Regions from separate parts of the Homo sapiens genome. Here region 1 is linked to region 2. Evidence: read pairs that join two places in POLR2A ChIA-PET (ENCODE). Cell type or tissue: endothelial cell of umbilical vein. All regions are shown on one strand. Links, peaks and the distances in the headings refer to the core of each region. The heading gives the core; the rest is flanking DNA.

Region 1 (5,377 bases), core at 314-5,313, 230 kb after region 2:
GTTTTTTTAGTTCTCTCTCTCTCTCTCTCTTTTTTTTTAAGTGGTTGGTCAGACACAGTGGCTTACACCTGTAATCCCAGCATTTTGGGAGGCCGAAGTGGGCAGATTGCTTAAGCCCAGGAGTTTGAGACCAGCCTGGGCAACATGGCGAAACCCCATCTCTACAAGAAATAAAAAAAAATTAGCCAGGCATGGCGGCACAGCTACTTGGGAGGGTGAGGTGGGAGAATCACCTGAGCCCAGGAGGTTGAGGCTGCAGTGAGCCATTATCATGCCACTGCACTCCAGCCTGGGTGATGGAGTGAGACCCTCTATTAAAAATAAAAATAAAAATAAAAGTGATTATCCCGCTTTGTATTAGTTTTCTACTGCTGCATAACAATTTTCCGTAAACTTAGTGGCTTAAAACAGCATCCTTTTATCTCGCAGTTCTGTTAGGTTTGAAGTCCAGGTAAGATCAACTAGATTCTCTGCTTAGTCTTACAGGCCAAAGTCAAGGTGTTGGTAGCTGGATTCTCATCTAGAGGCTGGGGAAGAATCCCCTTCTAGGCTTGTTCAGGTTGTTGGCTGAATTCAGCTTTTTGCGGCTGTAGGACCGGCGTCACAGTTTCCTTACTGACTGTTAGGTGGGGGCCTCTCTCAGCTTCTGGAAGCTTCTCTCCAGTACCTGCTTGAGATCCCTCCACCTTCAAAGCCAGTAAGGCCATGTTAAATCCTTCTCGTGCTTCAGATGTCTTTGGCTTTTTCTCCTATTACCAGCCAAAGAAAATGCTTGACTTTTAGAGAGCTCCTGTGATCAAATCAGGCACACCCGGTTCACCTCTCTCCTGCCAGGCAGCATAGCATAACCTCAGGAATAAAGTCAGGGATGAGGGCCCTTGGGGCCATTTTAAAGTTCTGCCTGGCCCACACTGTGGGTTCATTGCTGTGTCCTAACACCAGGGTGATGATGAGTACTCATTGTCGTGCTGGTTGTTTATTGCTAGAAGTTGTTTGGGCCATGCTGTGCTTTGGCTGGTTAGTTATTTTTAACTATTTTGAAAGTAGCCCCCGCTTATATGCATTTTCTCTGTCAATGACATTTGTGATGGTTAATGTTAAGTGTCACCTTAACTGGGCTAAGGGATGCCCAGAAGTTGGTAAGACATTATTTCTGAGTGTGCCTGTGAGGGTGTTTCCAGAAGAGATCTGCATTTGAATAGGTAGATAAGTAAAGATCTACCTTCACCAATGTGGATGGGCATCATCCAATCCACTGAGGGCCCAGATAGAACAAAAAGGCAGGAAAAAAAAGTGTACATTCTTTCACTCTTCTTGAGGTAGGCCTCCATCTTCTCTTGTCTTTAGAACTCTTGGTTCTCAGGCCTTTGGACTCTGGGACTTACACCAGTGGCCCCTGGCCCTCTGCCCCACAACCAGCTCTCAGGCCTTCAGATTTGCACTGAATTATACCATCTGTCTTCCTAGTTGTCCAGTTTGCAGATGGCAGGTAGTAGAACTTCTCAGCCTCCATAATCATGTAAGTAAATTCTCTGGAGAACCCTCACTAATGAAACATTCTTTTCACACATTGAACAACTGCATAAGATTCCATTAAATGGATGCTCCGTAATCTATTTAATAAGTCTGCTAACAAATAACTACAATGTAAGGAGTGTAGATTTGATTCGATAGCGGTGGTGAGCCATTGACACTGGGGAATGACATAATCAGCTTTGTGTTTTATGCAGATTACTCAGTCAGAATTGGGAATCGTTGATGGAAGGGAGACTAGGCAGGAACAGAGAAAAGGTGGGGGACCTAGAGGGACTTGAAGTGGGAGAAGTGCCAGCCAACTTGCATCTTTACTAAGAACCTCATGTGCTCAGTCATTCATTTATCCAGCAAACACTGAGCACCTACTGTATTTTTGGCATTGTTCTGGGTCCTGGGGATATAGGGCAATAAAGCAGTCTCCCTGTCTTTAAGGAACTCCATCTAATGAGTAAGAGAAACAGGCACATAGGCCAAAAACCAAGTTCTAGGTCCTCTGATGGTCTTTTGTACAGGCTCCAGTAAGGGATAGAAGAAGAAGTGGCTAATTTTTCCAGAGGGGAGCAGAAGGACAGAAAAGAGGTCAGAAAAGAGAATTCTTAAAAGGAAAGTGTTACAGGTTGAATTGTCCTCCCCTCCTTTTCAGATGTTGAGGCCCTAAACCCTAGTACCTCTGAATGTGACCTTATTTGTCAGTAGAATGTCTACAGGGGGAATCAAGTTAAAATGGGATCATGATAGTGGGCCCTAATCCAATATGACTGGTGTCCTCATACAAAGGGTAAATGTTGACATAGACACACACACAAGAATAACGCCTCATGAAGATAAAGGCAGCAATCAGAGGGAGAATGCTTCTACAGACAAGGAATACTGAAGATTGCCAGCAACTACAGAGATTAGGACGGAGGCCTGAACATATTCTTCCCTACAGCCTTCCGAGGGAGCATGGCCCTGCTGACACGCTGACCTCGAACTTTCAGCCTCCAGAACTGTGAGACAATAAATGTCTGTTGTTGAAGCCACTCCATTTACAGTGCTTTGTTACAGCATCCCTAGTAAACACACATAGTAAGTAGACCCAGGGAAAGCCCATTCAGGGAAACACCAGGGGAGAAAGCAGGCTGGCAAGTTTAGGGCCTGGGGAAGGGATGGGGTAGCAGAAGCCAAGATACAGAGGCAGGCGGGGGCCCTGCTTGCTGAGCAAAGAAGACTGGATTCACCCAGAAGATGATGGAGATTCTGGGCAGGATACTGAGCATGGTTGGAGTGTGGTCAGATCAACCCAGCATATGGGTGGAGGGTACATTGGAGGGAAAGTGTGTGAAACCAATTGAGACTCTGTCGAGATTATCCAGTTAAGTGATGGCAAGGGTCTGATCTGGGTCAACAACAGAGAAGAACCCAATCCAGACATTTTACAAAGATAGAAGCACAGGACTTGGTCATTGACACTGTGTGCTAGGGAAGGGGGACATTTAAGAGAACTCCCAGATTCTCACCTCCAGGTTACTCTAAGACTCTCCAATTTCCAGAAGAGGAACCTGCAGCCCATTAACCAAGACAAGTCAGCAGGCAGTTTTTAATTCCTCCCATTACCAGGAGTAGGGTGGCAGCCCTGGGTTACTGTAATAGGATTTGACCATCCGATTTCAGGCTGGCCCCACTGATAACTGTAGTTGTCATCCCTGTTGAGAAAGGGGAAGCTAAGACTATCATTGTCATATGCCCTCCACACCCTTGAGAAGAAAAAAATCAGTGAGTGTTTCCATAATCACAACTGCCTTGGGAGCTGCCAGGAAATTCCAACAGGAAACTCCCGTTTGGAAGTGTTTTGTTTTGATTAGAACATGTTTATTCCCCTCTAAGGATACACTTTGAAACCAGCACAGGGCCTGGTGTCTATCCTTGAAACAGGCTCCAGGAGGGCCTTGGCCATCCCTGAGGGCAGGAGGCTTGGCCGGGGTGCTGCTGAGCAAGTCTGGGGAACTGAGCTCAGGCACAACAGAGGGACACTGGGGGTCCCAGGGTAAGGTCCTGAAAGCCCCCCAAGGCTGGCATCTGGAGGGGGACTCTGGGAACCAGGATAAGCCACTTCAAGAAGCACCAGATGCTTTTTATTTTGGCTTGAGATTCCTGAGGCTCAGATGAGCTCAGTTCCTGAACCACTGCTCCAAATTGCCATTGAGGTTGATATTTACAACAAAGATCCAGGAGAAGATGAATCAGCCTCATTCCTTTGTTTGGGAGGCTCAGGCTTAAGCTCTTCCCAAACTAGTTCCACCTCACTTTCCAGGTCCCAGGAAGGCTGTGCCCAACAGTCAGGAGGATATTCCAACTGCTAGACCAAATTCAACAGGACCATTACTACTCCTCCTCCCCCTCCCCAGCCTCCCTGGGGAAGCTGGTGAGCCCTTAAGAGACCAGCAGCCCCTGTGGCCTCTTCGACTGCCCTCCATCCATGGAGCAGAGGTCTCAGAGCCCACAGTCAGTGATCTTGTACAGACACTCCTCCACAGAGAACTCATCATTCTGTCTGGAAGAGCAGTGGCCATCAGCCTCCTGGAGCTAGAACAGGGCTCCTAAGCACTCTCCTTCCCTTTAAATGGATTTTAAATGGCCTTTACAAGTCAAGTCTTTCAGGAAAGTAAGTCCAGAGAACAGACTTCAGCTCTTACTTAGCATGAAGATGAGGGTTAGAAATTTGGGTGCCTACTTCCCTTCAGGTTCCCAAAGCCTCTGGTCAATTGTGCAGGGGATTCTAATCAGCTCTCCATAGGGCATCTGGGTTTAGGCATCAACTATTTGAAAGAATCAAATTCACAACCAGAAGTCCCTTCCTCCTCAACATTCCACAATGATTCAATGGTGTAGGAGGCCTTTTGAGCAAGGGACATTGTTGCCTTAGTTTTTGCCACTCAGCTGGACTAGGTTGCTGCAGGGGCTAAAAGTAGTGCATGCTCCTTGCTGAGTGTTTCTTCAGTATAATCAGGGAGATGCCCCAATGCCCAAATTCAAAAAGAAGGGAGGGACTCCTCTCCCACTCCTATCCCCACCAACTAGCTTCCTGCTTTACACGGCTGTCTTTTAATGCAGGTTTTAATATTATTCAGGTACAGGGATGATATGGTTTGGCTGTGCCCTCACCCAAATCTCAACTTGAATTGTATCTCCCAGAATTCCCATGTGTTGTGTGGGAGGGACCCAGAGAGAGGTAACTGAATCACGGGGGGCCAGTCTTTCCTGTGCTATTCTAGTGATAGTGAATAAGTCTCACAAGATCTGATGGGTTTATCAGGGGTTTCTGCTTTTGCTTCTCCCTCATTTTCTCTTGCTGCCACCATGTAGGAAGTCCCTTTTGCCTCCCGCCATGATTCTGAGGCCTCCCCAGACATGTGGAACTATAAGTCCAATTAAGCCTCTTTTTCCTCCCAATCTTCGGTATGTCTTTGTCAGTAGTGTGGAAAAAGACTAATACAAGGGAAGACTATGGAACAGAAGATGATTGCCATTGAAATGACAGTTTGTTACTCACAGTTCCCAAAAAAGGGGGCACATTCAGGGCCACACGGGGAACCAAGGTCCATTGGGAGGCAGAGGAAGCAAGGGGAGAATGCCAGCAGGAGCCTCTATTCTGGATTTCTCAGGAAGGAATGGGCAAGACAGGGTAAGCAGGCTTAGAATGGGCAAGTTTGGATGGTTTTAGTGGACTCTGGGACATAGCGGCTGTCCCTAGTTGCCTGGTACTGGTCTTGGGGTGATTAGGGCAGGTGGAGAATGGCCCAGATTATGAGGTACTGGTATGTGAGCACCGCATCTGTTGGCCTGCGTAAGAAAGGTACAC
Region 2 (5,377 bases), core at 98-5,097:
CATGCTGGGTTCAGTGGGTCTTAGCCAGCTTGGTCTACACTCTGTTTTTCACGGTCTTAGCCCATGGCCTCTGCAGCCATTTCAACAGTTTCCTTTTGCTAGTCATGTGAAATTGCTGCCCAAAATCTTCTATTATTCTGCAGCCACCTTATATTATTCCTGTCTCAGGACCTAATGTGAGGTGTTTAGGTCATGAGGGCTCCACTCTTGTGAATGGATTAATGCTAATTATAAAAGGGCTTGAGGCTAGGAGTTTGATCTCTTGCCCTCTCTTCCTTTTTCCTGCCAGGGGATGGTACGCCATGAAGGCCCTCAGCAATTGCTGGCACCTTGATATTGGACTTCTCAGCCTCCAGAAACATGAGAAATACATTTCTTTTCTTTATAAATTACCCAGTCTGTGCTATTAGGTTATAGCAACACAAAATGAACTGAGACAAGTACCCATCTATTACTGTGTCTGAGCCCCTGGGTGGGTTTGGAACAGAGGTAAGTTAAGGTACAGCCGCAAGGAGCTCACTGTGGACCAGGGAAGGAGACCCACATCTGAAATGGATGCCTCAATCTAATCACCAACTGCTAGGATAGAGTTATACACAGCATTTGGTTTATAATTAAGGTGATTTTTGAGAGAGGAGAATATTTTAGTTTACAAATCTCCTCTTTACTAAGACACACACACACAAAGAAACAACACACACATACACATGTTGAGAAGGGCCCAAATCATGACTGGCTAGGAGAGCAACAGCCTCTAGATGGTTTTTCCAGATTGTGAATTAAAGATCTGCTGGGTTGGCCAGGCATGGTGGCTCACGCCTGTAATCCTGGCACTTCAAGAGTCTGAGGAGGGCAGATGGCTTGAGCCCAGGATTTTGAGACCGGCCTGGGCAACATGGTGAAACCCTGTCTCTACAAAAAATATAAAAATTAGCTGGGCGTGGTGGGTGCGTGCCTGTGGTCCCAGCTACTTGGGAGGCTGAGGCAGGAAGATCACCTGAGCCCAGGGAGATCAAGGCTGCAGTGTGCCATCATCACACCACTGCACTCCAGCCTGGATGACAGAGTGAGACCTTGTCTCAAAAGAAAAAAAAAAAGATCTACTGAGTCTGTCTTCAGGGACAAGAGCACAGTTTCTCCTAGGATCTTCACACCTCCCTCAAAATGTGTACATTTTTACTGATTAAATAATTTAAAAATCCTTGGGATCGATTGACTTCATTTGGAAAACAGTAAAGCTAGCTCTCTGCCTAACCCAAATGCAAAAAAAAAAAAAAAAAGGGCAGGGGAGGGGTGGGGGTGCTGGATGTAAGAATTTTACTATGATAAAAAGTTGACAACAGTAATAGAAAATACTTGCCATATATATGAGTCAAAGATTAGATCCCAGGTATACAAAGAGCTCCCACAAATTGAATAGAAAAAAACGGGCAGACAGAAATATGACTCTAGGATACGAGCAGGTAATTTACTGAATAAGAAATGCAAATTGTCAATAAACATATGAAAAGATGCTCAACTTCACCGGTAGTCAGGGGAATGCAAATTAAATCTCAGTGAGATTAACATTTTTGGGTCTAGCAGATTGGCCCAAAGTACTGGCCAGCCTGGGGAGTGGGAGCAGGGGCCTCACATACACTGTTGGTGTGCCTGCCCCAAGAGGAAAAGCAATTCCACTCTTCATGATCCATCCTACGAGAAATAATAAGACAAACACATAAAAGCATATAAACAAGAATGTGTGTGGCTGCATCATTCTCAATAACAAAAATACTATAAGCAATCTAAATATCCATAACTAAAACAAATTAAACAGGAGAATGGTATGTAATACATCCATGCAGTGGAATTACATACACCCACTAAAAATAATGTGTTAGGTCTATAGTTACAGACGGGAAATGTTCCTGAACATGAAGGAAAATAAGCAAGGTATAGGTCAATCTGTCTGGCATTTTGGATATATATGTACTTAGATATATCTGCATCAACCCCCCAGTAACAAATTGAGAAGAATGTGCACCAAGTTGCTAACAGGGGTTTACTTTGAAGAAGACAATCAGTCAGGTGGAGGGAGAAACTTTCTTCTTGATATAACTTTTATTTATTTATTTTATTTTTTTTGAGACAGTTTCGCTCTGTCATCCAGGCTGGAGTGCAGTGGCGTGATCCCGGCTCACTGCAACCTCTGCCTCCCGGGTTCAAGTGATTCTTGTGCCTCAGCCTCCCCAGTAGCTGAGATTATAGGCACCCGCCACTATGCCTAATTAATTTTTTTTTTTTTTTTTGAGATGGGGTCTCGCCTTATTGCCCGGGCTGGAGTGCAATGGCACAGTCTCGGCTCACTGCAGCCTCCACCTCCCTGGTTCAAGTGATTCTCCTGCCTCAGCCTCCCTGGTAGCTGGAATTACAGGCACATGCCACCACACCAGGCTAACTTTTGTATTTTTAGTAGAGACAGGGTTTCACCGTGTTGGCCAGGCTGGTTTCGAGCCCCTGACCTCAAGTGATCCACCCACCTCAGCCTCCCAAAGTGCTAGGATTACAGGCGTGAGCCACTGTGCCTGGCCTATAACTTTTTTTTTTTTTTAAAGCAATGGGGTTATGAACAAATTTAATTTCTTTGTTTTTGTTATTTTTCAAAAATAATTTTGTTACTTTTCAGTAAAGTTAATCATTTCAAGTGATGTAAGGGACCCTTTTGTGAAGCCTAAAGTCACCCCCAAATTTCTCCTTTGTTTCCCAGGCCAGTTGGCATTTTTCCCACCAAACTGCTATTGAACTGAGTCAGCTGAGAGTGGGTTCAAAGAGACCAAGATGGACCAAAACGGGCACTGCTTTAATTAAGATTAGAATCATGCCCATCAAAGCCATTCAACGTATATGATGTTGGATGTGCCCAAGGCAAAATGCATAGTTTTTTGACATCTGAGGCTGGAGGAGAGTTTGAGATCCACCACTGAGAGAGTTTTGGAGGTGGGAAGTTTTATTTGTAATAGCATAATTAGGTTTAAAACAAAAATTATCTTCATTTAATGCCAGTAATTTGATTACTGATTTAGAAAATCGAAGTGTCCAGCAGACCCTGGACTGCCCTCAGAGACTAGTTTTGCATCCTTGGAGGCAGCTCAAAGACCCCTTCCACTGTGAAGACTTCCCTCCAGCTTCATGCATTACGTAGACTTGAGAGAGGGCTAAGATGGAGTGAGTCAAAATGCACTGCAAACCATGAAGAGCTACGGGGAATGGACGGTGATACTGCTGCTGTGGAGTTGGAATTCTCATTTCCCTTAGTTTCCTTATGCTAAAAGTCAAAATGGGAAAGATGTCCCTGGAGGCAGCTGCTCAGGGCCAGGCTCCACAGGTATGGGGTTTGGGGAGAAATAGGTTTCCCCTTGTGGGCCTCAAACTTGAATTTGTCAGTGCACTGGAATGGCTCACAATTAGGGGATCCTCATCTTAGTAGGAATCTGTAAGGGCTACAAGGAATTCTGATGCCAGATCTGGCCTTTGAGTCCATTTGGCGCTGCCCCTTGAAACAGGCAGGCTCTCTACGAAGGACAGGGGTCTCCTTTTTCTGGGATTACTTTCCAGACACAATGACGTGCTTTGGATGTGTCCAGATCACCTCGCGCTGTGCTGAAGTTTTCAGATCTTCTCCTCAGGTGATTACTTAGTAGATGGCTGATCTCACCCACTGATTCTTGCTAATTTCATTTTCCTATAATGCTGGATACATTCCTGTAGCCCCATGGACGGCCCGAGCTACCTCAATATCTGAGTGGAATTGCTAGAATCTGCCTGCTGGCCCTTTCAGTTTCCTTGGACTCAGATAACAATCACTGATAAATATCAGTGATTCTATCTGCTCATTTCCAGAAGCTGCTACTTCTGGCCTAGAAAGGCTTTTCCTTTCATTTCTGCTTATTCAAATTCTTTCCTCAAAGTTCAGCTGGAGACTGTCCTGGAAGGAATCTCGTCCTCCCTTCCCCTAACCCTACCCATTCTCTGCCCCAAATCTCCATTAATCTTATACTGCTTGCCGCCAACAAGGGGGTTCTTTTTTAATTTTTATTATTATTTTTAACTCTTGTCTCCCAGGCTGCAGTGCAGTGGTGCAGTCTCTGCTCACTGCAACCTCCTCCTCCCAGGTTCAAGCGATTCTCGTGCCTCAGCCTCCTGAGTAGCTGGGATTACAGGTGTGTGCCACCACGCCCGGCTAATTTTTGTATTTTTAGCTTTCTCCATGTTGGACAGGCTTGTCTCGAACTCCTGACCTCAGGCGACCTCACGCCTCGGCCTCTCAAAGAGCTGGGATTACAGGCGTGAGCCACCGTGCCCGGCCATGGGGGTTCTTTATCAGATTCCTGTGTGTGTGTGCGACTCCCCTAACAGGATGAGCAGTTCCTGAGTGCAGCACCCTTTCCCATGTTGCCTTTCCATCTTCTACAGCATCTGGTGCAGCGAATGCTGGAAAGAACAGCTCTGACACCAGACATGACAGCGAGTTCTGCTATGTTGGATAGTCCAACTTTTCTGAGGCTTTATTTCTCCATCTTTCTTTCTTTCTTTCTTTTTTTTCTTTTTTTTGAGAGAATCTCACTCTGTTGCCCAGGCTGGAGTGCAGTGGCACCATCTCGGCTCACTGCAACCCCCGCCTACCGGGTTCAAGCGATTCTTGTGCCTTAGCATCGTAAGTAGCTGGGATTACAGGCTCGAGCCACCGTGCCCAGCTAATTTTTTTTTTTGTATTTTTAGTAGAAAAGGGGCTTCACCATGTTGGCTTGGCTGGTCTCAAACTCCTGGCCTCAAGTGATCCATCCGCCTCGGCCTCCCAAAGTGCTGAGATGACAGGCATGAGCCACCACACCCGGCCATTTTTTCATCTTTCTTTTAGTATCATGTGAGGATTACACAAAGTAGCCATCTGGCTTATAATGGATGTCCAGTAAACGTTCCCTCCCTTCCTTCTAGTCCCAGCCCTCCTGCAGGGGCTCCATGTACCCCGCAGCAATAGACCATAGCATGTGTGTCCTGGGGGAGCCTGCAGAAAATGTCTCTTTGTTTTAATGGGACTGTTGAATCATTCTTTCTTCAACTGGAAATCTCTCTGGGCCACACCCCTTTACTCTTCATGGCTTGTCCGTAATCAAGTAACTTTAGGCTTGAAAGAAGGTACTGCAGAGTCAAGGTAGTATAAGGTAGTCCTAGTAAGAACACAGGGTCACCCGGGGAGAGGACTGGAGTTCTTCAAGCTTAGAATTGTGTCTTACTTCTTGAGGAATTTTAGATCGGTCCATTAACTTCTCCTGGTTCATAATATCGGAATAATGAGCCCTATCCCTGCTTTTATTCCATAAGGGAAAGATATCTGTAG

What was found. ChIA-PET counts read pairs that join two places held together with the same protein. Peaks named below come from ENCODE experiments on the same cell type or tissue, not always from the same donor. Only the 100,000 strongest peaks of a DNase experiment are listed, where the experiment ranks them.
Region 1: POLR2A ChIA-PET joins it to region 2 with 6 read pairs; 2 of 35 experiments call an interaction of 5 or more read pairs at or near these places.

Annotation. Positions count from the first base shown.
Region 1 is chr2:15,702,655-15,708,031 of GRCh38, reverse strand. The region is part of intron 4 of LINC01804 (long intergenic non-protein coding RNA 1804); the gene reads right to left. Among named protein-coding and RNA genes, the nearest start is that of LINC01804, 15 kb to the right of the region's middle. In endothelial cell of umbilical vein, for the core only: no CTCF peak of the experiment used is centred there; DNase peaks (open chromatin) are centred at 3,351 and 3,781; H3K27ac peaks cover 1,550 bases.
Region 2 is chr2:15,932,089-15,937,465 of GRCh38, reverse strand. MYCNUT (MYCN upstream transcript) reads right to left here. Exons shown (of 3, transcript NR_125783.1): 3 at 1,448-1,692. MYCNOS (MYCN opposite strand) reads left to right here. Exons shown (of 4, transcript NR_110230.2): 4 at 290-1,201. Among named protein-coding and RNA genes, the nearest start is that of MYCN, 5.8 kb to the left of the region's middle. In endothelial cell of umbilical vein, for the core only: no CTCF peak of the experiment used is centred there; no DNase peak of the experiment used is centred there.